Linked DNA regions of Homo sapiens: regions 1 and 2 are each linked to region 3. A link is a contact called in ENCODE Hi-C data. All regions are on one chromosome and are shown on one strand. Each heading gives the region's core, a stretch centred on a gene start or an enhancer-like site at or near the end of the contact. The rest is flanking DNA. Distances are from core to core; before and after follow the strand shown.

What was found. A loop is a pair of places that touch in the nucleus more often than their neighbours do. Pooled maps may share reads with other maps.
Region 1: a pooled map shows a loop between it and region 3 (6-fold over the local background). The contact joins the promoter of UHMK1 here to the enhancer-like site in region 3. A Hi-C loop is called at or near these places in 6 of 50 pooled maps.
Region 2: a loop to region 3 is called in a pooled map, with 5 times the contacts of the local background. The contact joins the promoter of UAP1-DT here to the enhancer-like site in region 3. A Hi-C loop is called at or near these places in 7 of 50 pooled maps.

The regions. Positions count from the first base shown.
Region 1 is chr1:162,496,205-162,499,750 of GRCh38, forward strand. UHMK1 (U2AF homology motif kinase 1) reads left to right here and starts at 1,614. Exons shown (of 8, transcript NM_175866.5): 1 at 1,614-2,064. The coding sequence starts at 1,797. RefSeq lists enhancers at 1,350-1,850, 1,585-1,664, 1,851-2,351.
Region 2 is chr1:162,559,646-162,563,164 of GRCh38, forward strand. UAP1-DT (UAP1 divergent transcript) reads right to left here and starts at 1,708. Exons shown (of 3, transcript XR_426859.4): 1 at 1,593-1,708; 2 at 830-1,007. UAP1 (UDP-N-acetylglucosamine pyrophosphorylase 1) reads left to right here and starts at 2,077. Exons shown (of 11, transcript NM_001324116.5): 1 at 2,077-2,132. RefSeq lists a silencer at 1,666-2,565.
Region 3 is chr1:161,960,143-161,964,216 of GRCh38, forward strand. It overlaps ATF6 (activating transcription factor 6), which reads left to right. Exons shown (of 16, transcript NM_007348.4): 16 at 1-3,928. Among named protein-coding and RNA genes, the nearest start is that of OLFML2B, 62 kb to the right of the region's middle. Within about 2 kb of position 2,074, at least 7 of the 41 ENCODE cell types and tissues checked have a DNase peak (open chromatin) inside an H3K27ac peak, as active enhancers do.

The sequences.
Region 1 (3,546 bases), core at 364-2,863, 540 kb after region 3:
CAGCCTGACCAACATGGAGAAACTTCATCTCTACTAAAAATACAAAATTAGCTGGCATGGTGGCAAATTCCTGTAATTCCAGCTACTTGGGAGGCTGAGGCAGGAGAATCGCTGGACCCCAGGAGGAGGAGGTTGCGGTGGGCGGAGATGCCGAGATCATGCCATTGCACCCCAGCCTGGGCAACAAGAGCGAAACTCCGTCTTACCAAAAAAAAAAAAAAAAAAAAAAAAAATTGAGCAAGAGAGAAGACAGGTCAGAGTTTAGTCCTCAACCTCTCCTCAAACTTTCCACTTAGCACTACATGAACCATCTCATCTGGCTGGGAACTTACACAAAACCTGAAGAAAAGAAGATAGGGCCTATTGTCTGATACTAAGTTTTTGCCACACAATCAGAATAGATCTTGAAATAGAAAAGGTTGAATGACTGAAAAGTAAAGAAGGCTACATTTCTTACACACTCGAGTTTGTGGATTGAGATGCCTATTTGCTACATTTGTTACTCAATAAACGTTTGCTGAATGAATAAAATAATTGAATAAATAAATGAAAAATAAAAATTTGGAACAGATCCGTGTTTGCCCAGGGTGAATGCTTTTTGATGAGGGAGCCATAGGCAAGGTGGACTATGTTGATAAAAAGAGTTAAACTCTGTAAAATATTTGAAGAGATTTATTCTGAGCCAACTATGAGTGACCATGGTCTGTGACACAGCCCTCAGGAGATCCTGAGAACATGTACCCAAGGTGGTTGGGGTGCAGCTTGGTTTTATACATTTTGGGAGACATGAGACTTCAATCAAATATATTTAAGAAATACATTGATTTGGCCCAGAAAGGTGGGAAAACTCGAAGCGGGAATTGGTGGGGGGAGAAATGGGTCCTTCCAGGTTATAGGTAGATTTAAAATTTTTCTAATTGGCAATTGGTTGAAAGAGTTATCAATAGAAAGGAATGTCTGGGTTGTCATAAGAACTTGTGGAGACCAAAGTTTTGTCATGCAGATGAAGCCTCCAGGTACCAGGCTTCCAAGAAAATAGATTGTAAATGTTTCTTACCAGACCGAAGGTCTGTGTTGACCTTAACCGGAGAGGTATGAGGCTAGTCGGACCCCCACTTCCCGTCATGGACTGAACCAGAATTTTAGAGTGCCCTGGCCTGGGAGAAAGTCCATTCCGATGGTTGGCGACACGGGGGGCTTAGAATTGTATTTTCGGTTTACATCTAAAAGAAGAACAAAGGTCTAGGCTTCCAGAATCATGGGTTCTGGTGACCGTGGACCTGGAGGTGATGGTAAACTCTCTTTTTGTTCCTGGGGTGTTTTCCTTGGGATCCTTTCTATGAGAAATGTAGGCCGGGTTTTATTTTTCGGGTTCCTAGTGGTGAGGTAAGGTGAGGTGCCTCAACAAGAAAAAGGACCAGTTTTGGCTTCAGGTCTATGTGAAAGCGGTTAACACTGGGCCTGGAATGGTAGATACTCAATAATTAAGGTTACTTCTTATTCTCGGTTCTTTTTTCCAAACCTAGCGCGTCTAATCTCTTCTAGGCCCCGCCCCTTCTGAGCCCCCCCTCCTTCGGCCTGTATGATAGGCTCTTCCTCCATTTCCGGCTTCTGGGACTCGGGTGCACCACGGCTTCCGGTGTCATGGCTGCTTGAAGTCCCGGGAGTCGGTGAGGCGGCTGCAGGTCCCTCCCTGCGGAGCCGCTGGTCCGGCTGGCGGAGATGTGACCGCGGGCCCGGCCGGCCTGCCTCAGGCGTCGCGTCAGCTCCCGTGTCCGTGCCCTTAACCCACACCGATGGCGGGATCCGGCTGCGCCTGGGGCGCGGAGCCGCCGCGTTTTCTGGAGGCCTTCGGGCGGCTGTGGCAGGTACAGAGCCGTCTGGGTAGCGGCTCCTCCGCCTCGGTGTATCGGGTTCGCTGCTGCGGCAACCCTGGCTCGCCCCCCGGCGCCCTCAAGCAGTTCTTGCCGCCAGGAACCACCGGGGCTGCGGCCTCTGCCGCCGAGTATGGTTTCCGCAAAGAGAGGGCGGCGCTGGAACAGTTGCAGGGTCACAGAAACATCGGTAATTGCCGCTGTCTCCTTTCTCTTCTTGCCCAGGTCACAGTCCGAGCACACTCTTCCTCTCGCTGTCTGGCGTTCCATCTTCCTCCCCTTCTGCGGGAGAAGCGGGTTTAGCCCTCTTTATCACCCCATCCAGGCCCCTTTCCCCTTTCACTTTATTACTGTCTGCGGTATAGTGGAGTTGGTGGTCTGCTTTGCCAGGTGTCACATAGATGCTCAGTAAATTGTCTTGCTTCGAGTCTCATCGGAGAATGCCGCATTCATTAGCATACAGAAATATCTTTTCTAGTGAGAGGAGGCATGTCTTTGCTAGATTGTCGTGTCTTGTGTGGAAATTTTTGAATCTTTGCATACCAGTAGAAAATGGGAACTACGTCTGGGCCTTGTGACATCAATGCTAGTAACTCGTATAGCTCACCTATTATATCTTTAGTACGGATTTGGAAGAAATGATGCACTATTCCATGGGAGCCTTTATAGAAGTGTGAAATTTAGGAACACTATACCTTTGCTCTCTTGAGACTGTTTCAAGAATCAGATACTCAGAATGTAAGATATGTAATGATCACTGATGATTGATCTGTGAAAAGGTTTCATTTTCATTACACGACAGAAAGCTTATCATTAGTTATAGCTTTGGTTATTAAAGAAAAGTCTTATTTCCTAGCAAGTATGATGCATAGTTAATTTGAAGAGTGAGTTTTTTTATAATATCATTTTGGAGAAGAATTAACACTAGTGCTACATTTTTTTAGTTTACTAAATGGTCTGTTACTATAACCTTGGTATTGAAAAGGGAAAAATTTTGCAAGCCTAGGGACTTGCCTGATCTCTGCAAGATTAAAATTTCATCCGAAAAGTCTTAATCTCTTTGTTAGTATTTAGATTATAGAGAGCTGTTTATTTTTGTTTTAGTTTTTTTTTTTGAGACAAGTTCTTACTCTGTCACCCAGGCTGGAGTACAATGGCGAGATCACAGTTCACTCCAGCCTCCAATTCCTCCTAAAGCCATGCTCCTACCTCAGCCTCCCAGGTAGCTGGGACTACAGGCACGTAGCACCAAGCCTGGCTAATTTTTTGTAGAGAAGAGGTCCCCTTTTGTTACCCAGGCTGGTCTCCAAACTCCTGGGCTCAAGCAGTCCTCCTGCCTCGGTCTCTCAGAATGCTGGGATCACGGGCATGAGCCACCGTGGCAGACCTAGACTGCTGTTTTGGATGAAGAAGCAATGTTTAGTTTGGTTTTTGCGCATTGTGACATTCCTTTTAAAAGAGTTACTTAATATTTGGGTTTTTACTTTTAAAAATTTCTTTTTTTTTAAAGGACCTCATGATGCAACAGTAAGTTTTATTTATTTATATTTAGGTTTTTTACTTTTAATCATTTTTGCTTGGCACTCCAAGTTCGTGTTCATCACCAATGAGTACTTGGTGAAACACAAATTGAATAATTGTACCATATTTAGTATCTGTGAATGGTAATCAG
Region 2 (3,519 bases), core at 458-2,957, 600 kb after region 3:
CTTGTTTTCTTCAATCAGCTCTTAAAAGACCATGTATATAAAAAGTATTTCGAAGGACAGAAATAACTCTAGTGTTAGACATTTCTGGACATTTAGCTGGCAAGATGAGATTATGGCCCCTCTTATGCCTAGTAACCAGAATAACAAACAAATGAAACTTCAGCAAAAAAGGGTAAAAGTACAAATGTGATTTTATAGTAGTTCATTAAAAACATTGAGCTGGACCTCAGTTCTATCTTTTTTCTTTAAAGGATTGCTAACTAATAATTTTGCTCTTTACTCAGTCATTCATCTATGACTTATAGAATGCCTATAATATTCCAGACATTATCTTAGGTTCTTTCTCATTTTTTACTATACCCATGTGAAATAGGTATTAGCTTCATTTCATAAAAGGACATTGGAGTTTGGAGTGGTTAAATGACTTACCCAAAGTCACACAGTTAGTAAGCGTAGACTGATTTTGAATCTGGGTCTCCTAGTTTGAATTAATAAGTGCTCAATAATAAATAATAACTAAAGGTTATTTAGTGTTTACTGTTTTACATACTTCATTTATATCGATTGGTTTAATACAACCACCAAATGGCATTTTCATCTTTATTGTCTGTTTTTTATAGATGAGAAAACTGATAGCACAAGTAGCTTGCCAAAGATCACAAGCAATAAAGCTGAAATTGTCTTCAGATCCCATGATTAAGAAACCAATCACTACACTATAAACCAATCACTACACTATTCTTCTTTCAAAGAAACGAAGGAAGTTCTAGGATCATGAGAGATGGAGAGTATTCAATCTCCTGAATGTAAATCTACCAGCATTACTTACCAAGTTTAAGTTTTTCTGTTGTTACTTGAGGCAGTGGGTGATTATGCAATTGGTAAAGGGAATGAAAAGGCCTTTGCACCCAAGAAAGTAGAAGAAAGGCGCCTGAATCTCTTTATGATAGGTGGTATGTTAAATCTAGGTATTTTCGTATTTCAACATATTCCACTTCTTGCAAAAGCTGCAAAATGCAACACAACTTTAAATGTAAACATAGCTTCCAAGGGCACAGTGCTGAACATATAATAACCTGTGTGTGCACACCCACACTAGGTTATGTAACAGGACTGTAAACACTGGTCCTGGAATGGCCTGGGAGGTCATCTAGGTCCTCCACCATCTTTCTGCAGAGTACTGAGGCCTAGCGACGTTAAGTCTGCAAACTCACAAAGATGACCCCGGGCTTATACTACCTTAGGTTACCTACTACCTTTGCTTGCATTTCCTCTCTCCTTTCCTGTCTGTTTGTGCAAAAGAAAAAAGGCCTGGCTTCGCCTTCTTGGGAGCCAAAACACAACCAAACAGAGAGCGAGTTTGGAGCCCGGCCAGGCATCTTGTGAACTGCACACAAAATAACTAGCCCAAGGTCAGAGAGCGCGCCAGGCCCGCCCTGAAAGTTTCTCCGCAGGAAAATCCACCGCCCTTTCCCAACCACCCGCGTGGGTGGCTCGGAAATCCGCCACCCTGGGGACACAGCTCCCTGCCCATCTCTGTGGCCCGCTTGTGCCCCGTGCCGCTGGGCCGACTAAGAGCCTCGGGCTCGCACCTCCCAGTACAACCTAGGGACGTCAGGGGTCCTGGGACCCACGAGCCGCTCTCTGCCGGCCGGCTCCTGGCCCCTCCTAGCAGACCCAACCGACATCCTTCACCCTCAGTTAGTGCGCAGGAGGGACCGGGACGCCAGCCGACTGCGCTCCAGAACTATTCCCATTGGGCCAGAGAATGAGTGACGCACTAGGCCCCGCCCCGGCCCGGTGGGTTACTCCTTTCATGCCCGGCCCCCATCCCTAGCCCCGCCCCGGCGCCCCGGGCCGCGGCCGCCTCCGCGTCCGCGTCGTCGTCTGTGCTCCCGGCGCTGACGTGTCTGGGCGGTCGGCTTCCACTCCTTCAGGCGTCGGCAGCCACTAGTCGTGGCGAGAGGGGCGGGGTGGCCGGGGCTGGCGCTCCACTTGGCCCCCGCTCCCGGCCCGCCCCGCCGCCGCGGCCCCCCGGATGAGGGTATATATTCGGAGCGAGCGCGGGACGCCGATGAGTGGCCGCGCGGAAGGAGCTGGAGACGGTCGTAGCTGCGGTCGCGCCGAGAAAGGTGAGGGGCTCCCAGCCCAGCGAGGAGACGGCGGGGCTCGGGACCCGGGCGGGCGGAGGGCCTGGCCCCACCGCACACACGGCCACGCGCTCAGACGTGGACACGCGTCGCACGAACGTGCACAGCGCGGGCAGCCGAGCACACGCCGAGGAGCCTCCCGCTCGCCCGCAGACACACACCCCAGCCCGTGCGCCCCGCAGTCGCACCCCATCCTCCGCCACCCCGCGAGAGGGTGTGTGGGCTGGGCAGCCGGGTGGATGGCGGGGCCAGGGATGGAATGAGCGCGCCCCAGATGGACTGGGGGCGTTGTGGGAGGAGGTCTGGGCCAGTGTCTGAGTCCGAGGGGGTCGTGTAGGCGTGTGGGGTTGGGAGTGGGGCCTCTCCCGGGTGGGCAGTAGAGACCTCGAGGCTCTCAGGCTAGGGCCTTGTGGACAGTTATACCAAGTGTGGGGGCCTGTAGTGGGACAGGAGATCGTTGGCACTGTCAGGTGGAAGCGAGTTGGTGTGTCTTGAATATATGAGGAAAAGATTTGAGAGGTCTGACAAAGACAGGGGATACATTTGGAGGACAGGACAGTGGGACAAAACCTGTTTGCTTGCCACTTTTTTCTTTCTTTTTTTTGGTTTGGTTTGCCATGATACTGGTAGTGAGAGAGAATTGAAATTTCTGGGTTTCCCCTCTCTTGGCCAAGCAGAAGGATGGTATTGGAGGGCTGAGCACACGTATGCTGAACATATGGCTGCTTGAACTTTGGCCTGTCGCTGTGCTACACTTACTTCTACATGGTTTATGAAATCTGAAATCAGGTAATAGGATTATGATCATATGTGTGTGTCATTTGGTATTGCAAAAGTTTAAGGACTTTTAGGTGAAATTCACTGGGTGTGGATCCAAGAGTTCGCCGGAAACTCAAGGCAGTTGTCTATTCCTTCACGGTTAGTCAGTTGGCTCACTTAGCTGGAGCAAAGAAAGACTTCATAGGCTGTGCTGCCAAGCATTTATAGGATTCAGTTGGTGGTTATGTCTCAACTCTGATACTGTTTTTCAAAAGCTTTAAGAGGTTTACTTATTCATTTCGAGGGCATACGTATACCAGCAGAGATAGGGGCTGGGTGGGGGAAGCCAGAAAAGGAGGGAGAAATACTGGATTTCTTTAATACTGGTATTTAAATTCTAATAAAAATATATTTGATAATGGTAGATTATTACCAAATTTTTCATATATTTTGATGCAGATGGATTAGGCTGTGGGCATGTACCAAGTTTTGTCATAATTTCTCGAGCAGATTTTCAACTTTTTCAGATTTCGGTTGTCAAAATAAAAATCCATATCTTTTAACTCTTCTGTTAATTGCTGCTTACCATTACACGTGCCTCTAAACATCG
Region 3 (4,074 bases), core at 824-3,323:
CATAGTAGACAATTATGTTTCATTTGATGAATTCATAGAACTGGATCTCATACAGCGATGTCCTCTCTAATGTTCTACCTTTCAGTTTCTAAAGTGAGTCTTCCTCCCTCTCCTACAAAACTTTTCAATTTTTTGATGTAACTCATCTACAAATACTGTTTCTTACCCCAGTTGACTTGCCTTTGTCAGATTTCTTCTTGTTCCACACTATAGCAATCAATTTCTCTTCTTCCTTACAAGAAAGGGAACGAGAAATTGTAGCAACCTCTCAAGGATTATATGCAGCTAGTTAGTTTTCTGCCTGTGAAATTAGGTCTGGCTCCTAAATAATTTTAAAGAACCATCAGCACTTCTAACTCTCTGGACAGGTGCCTCTTTGTCCAAGCTAGTTAAATGCTTTCCAAGGAAATCAGTTCAACTTTTGTGAGCGGGGAAAAGCAGGGCTTTATTGTTGTGTTACCTGGGAGTCTGGAGTTTGAAAAGTGCTAATTAACCTTCCTCTTTTTCCACATTACAAACCTTTTTAAGCAGCGCAGCACTCCCCTTAGATTTGGCTATCCTGGGTGATTTTCAGACAAGAACCATTTTCTCTGGGGACCATTCTTCTGCTGGGTGCCAAGGAATATAAGGCAAATGCCCAGAAGACCTTCAGGTGACTGGGCAGTCTTATCATGGGATATTTCTTCTGGCCCTGCCCCTTCCCATTCTGTAATGTGAATTAGCCACACCAGAGGCTGTGACCATGGCTAGTAGACAGTGGCAACATAGTCATCCCCAAGATGCTAATCTTCTGCTGGAACTGTCATACGTTATCATGGTCAATGTAAACCTGGTTTGTGTGGGGTGATTATAAATAGAGTTTCCCTCCTCTCTGTGACAGAATCACAGGAGAAGGACCCATCTCGTGGCCTTCTTGTTCTTAGCGCTTCACTTTTACTTCATCCCTCGATTCCCAGCTTTTTCTATCATCATTTTGCCAACTCCTCAGATGCAAGACTTTGGTTATGTCATACTCACCAACGTTAGTCCCTCTCTTCCAGGTGAAAAGGTGGGTAGCGGTTGGGAGGGAGTCTCCACTGAAGAGCAGGAAGGTGGTAGCAGGGCCGGCAGCTCTGCCACAGAGCTAGGGGTGCCTGTAAGGTGCCGCCTAGAGCAGCCTGGGAGCTTTGCCTTCTTTTGTCTCTCACTAGCCCTTCTACTCTTTGTCATTGCCTGTTCTTGAGTGGATCTTTGAAATGAGGGGACAGGATTCTCCTAAGGGTAGAGTTTCAGGAAATGAGTGAAAGGCAATTGACAAATGCAAAGAAGTAGTCACTTTTTAAATTGCTGGCAAAGCTATAATTAATCCCTAGGCACAATTGTAGTTTTTATTTTAATGTTTGTATGCACAAGGCCCTTTAGGAAATGAGAAGTTGCCATGCCAGATTAATTTTTTTTTTTTTTTTTGGTGGGATTGCCTTTTGGGGGTTGCAGCCAGAAATTGTGGGTAATGTGTGTATTTTTTTATTTATTAAATTTTAAACAGGATTGTGCAAGCTTATGAGACAATTAGATAAACTCATGGAGGAGGCAGGTCCTCCTGTTATTAGATGATTTTGTGCTCTTGGGGCTGACAATAATACACTCTTGGGAAGTGATGGTAGAGACTGATGGGAATAGTCTTTCTGCCTGGTTGCAAGTCCCAAATTTTTAAGGGTTAATGGAAGTAAGTGGATGTTTCCTCATGTTAACTACTGAATCAGATGTTAGGAGCTTGTCCCTTTGGGGTTGACTTATGCCCAGCAGTACAGGGACACAGCTTCATTAGAGTGTTAGTGTAAACTAACTCCAAAGTTAGGAGTTAATGTGAAAGGATCATCCTTGAAACAAATCTGCTGTTTGCCATGCTTGTAGTACAGAAACTTCACATGGAGTTTTGGGTGGGATTTGTGTTTTCACAAGTAAAAAATCCCTCACGATTATAAAACTCAGAGCATCATCTAATTTTTTTTTTTAATGACTACAAGTTCCAGCACAAAACTGGCATTTCTTTGCCATTTCTTGCCAGTAAGAAGTTGACACGGAGGTATTTGAAAGCAATGTTATGTGAGTCATTCTTAAGTGTTCCAAGTAAGTTTAGAAACAGAAAAGGAACTTGGGATTCAAATTGATTTTTCAAATCATTTTTAAAGAGACATCATCCTGACTAAATCTTAGCCTGAACCTTCCTCCCCTGTGTGTATTCCCCGGTAGTCACCGCAGCGAGATGCTGGTGAGACTGCCGTGGTGGCATTTAGCATCGTTAAAACTGGAAAACTCTCAAGCTCTTTGCCACTTTCCTACTATTTTTTGATTCTTGCCATTTTACCAAGCTTAGGTTGTGAAACTTGACAGAAATGTATTACAGGAAAAACTTATAATTGTATTTGACTTTCTAACACATTGCAAAGTTTCAAAGTGACTTTCACTTTCAACAACATATTAGAAGTAACCACTTTTGCTTTCACAGCCTGAAGAGTTAGAGCCTGATCTGATGCCCCCTTTCACTCTGAAGTCATGGGAAATTTTCCAGCCATGAAAGCCCTCTTTCCACTGCATACTGATGGGCTGACTCAGCTTCCTTCAGCCGACTGAGATCTTTTCATACTATTGGCTATTTCATACCAATTAACCTCTTAAATAAGATTGTGAATTGCCAAAATTGATAGACACTTATTACCACCTGTGGACTCCATATTCCTTACCACAAATGTTATTTTCATCAGTCCTGAGTCATTTTAACTTACAGAAATTAGGATTGTTGCTGCTAATATGAATACCAATTATAACTTTTAGAAACAAGAATAAAGCCTAAAAGAGAATGAAATATAAGAAATGTTCGTTCCCACCCCTAATAACATTTGGAAGTGAATATTCCCATTTTCTTCCACCCACAGGGATTGGGATTGATTTTTAATTTCCTAGGAAACAATACTAGACTACCCAAAAAGATGTTGCCAGAATCCAAAAGGAACTATGCTCGTAAAAGAAATGCAGTTTTCTCCTACCTAAAAAAAAGAAAGTAAAGTGTGTTCTGTTCTTATCTTTTTAATGACTAAGCTTTAAACAGTTTATTTTGGGTAAGACTAGAACTTTCGGCCATTTGTTCTAATATGTGTGTTATTAGATGCAATAGAATTTATGAAAAGAAGAATGACAAAGGTATCTGATTAGAAAATTTGATCTTACGCATGAATCCATGTCATGGCCAGCCACTGTCACATAGTGGGTGCCATTCTCAACATATTGGTTTGCTAACTTTAAGCATTAGGGATTTAGCACACTAAAATACTTTTAATTATATTAGGTTTGGTAACTAAGGAGTAAATAAATCATAATTTATCATTTGCCAAGGCCAACAAACAACACTATTGTGCTGTTTGCTCTCAATGAAGTTGAATAAACCAGGAGGCTTGGCATATCCCCTTTATGTTAATCCCAGCTAGAGATTAGTAGGTTGACTTTCACAGCAATTGTATATTGATCCATTTTAACTCATCCTTGCCATAATTTCCAGGCCAGTCACCAGGACAGAGGAGATGATGGGGAAACAGAGCTTTAGATGAAAACTACTATGCACTACTAGCCTTAGAGGCACTGGTTTCCTGTTACCACTTTGGCAAGTATGGATGGTCTAAGTCCAGTAGGGCTTCATCCATGGAGCCATTAGAACTGAGGGGGGAGTGTTAGAGATGCCATTTCACCAGGATCTTTTTGCTCAGGTTGTACCCATGCCAATTGAAGAACGTGTTAAAGATGAGGAGGAGAGATGTACCATTCTCTCCCTTAATAATGATGTTGGTTTGCAAAACCTAAAGAAATAATAACAACAGACTATTTCATACTTTCAAGCAAGTCTTTATACTACCTGTTATTTCTCTAAAATTCAAATAAAGAATTTTTAAACTTACCTTGTTTATTCTGTATGTAGAAAGAGAGAAAAAAGCCCCCAAATGAATCTTCAGTGTTGGGGGGTTAGTAATGGGAAAGGAAGCCTGAAAAGGCTTTGTGGCTTGTGTTACTGTTCAGATGAAACTGTTGAACTATTTTCCACTC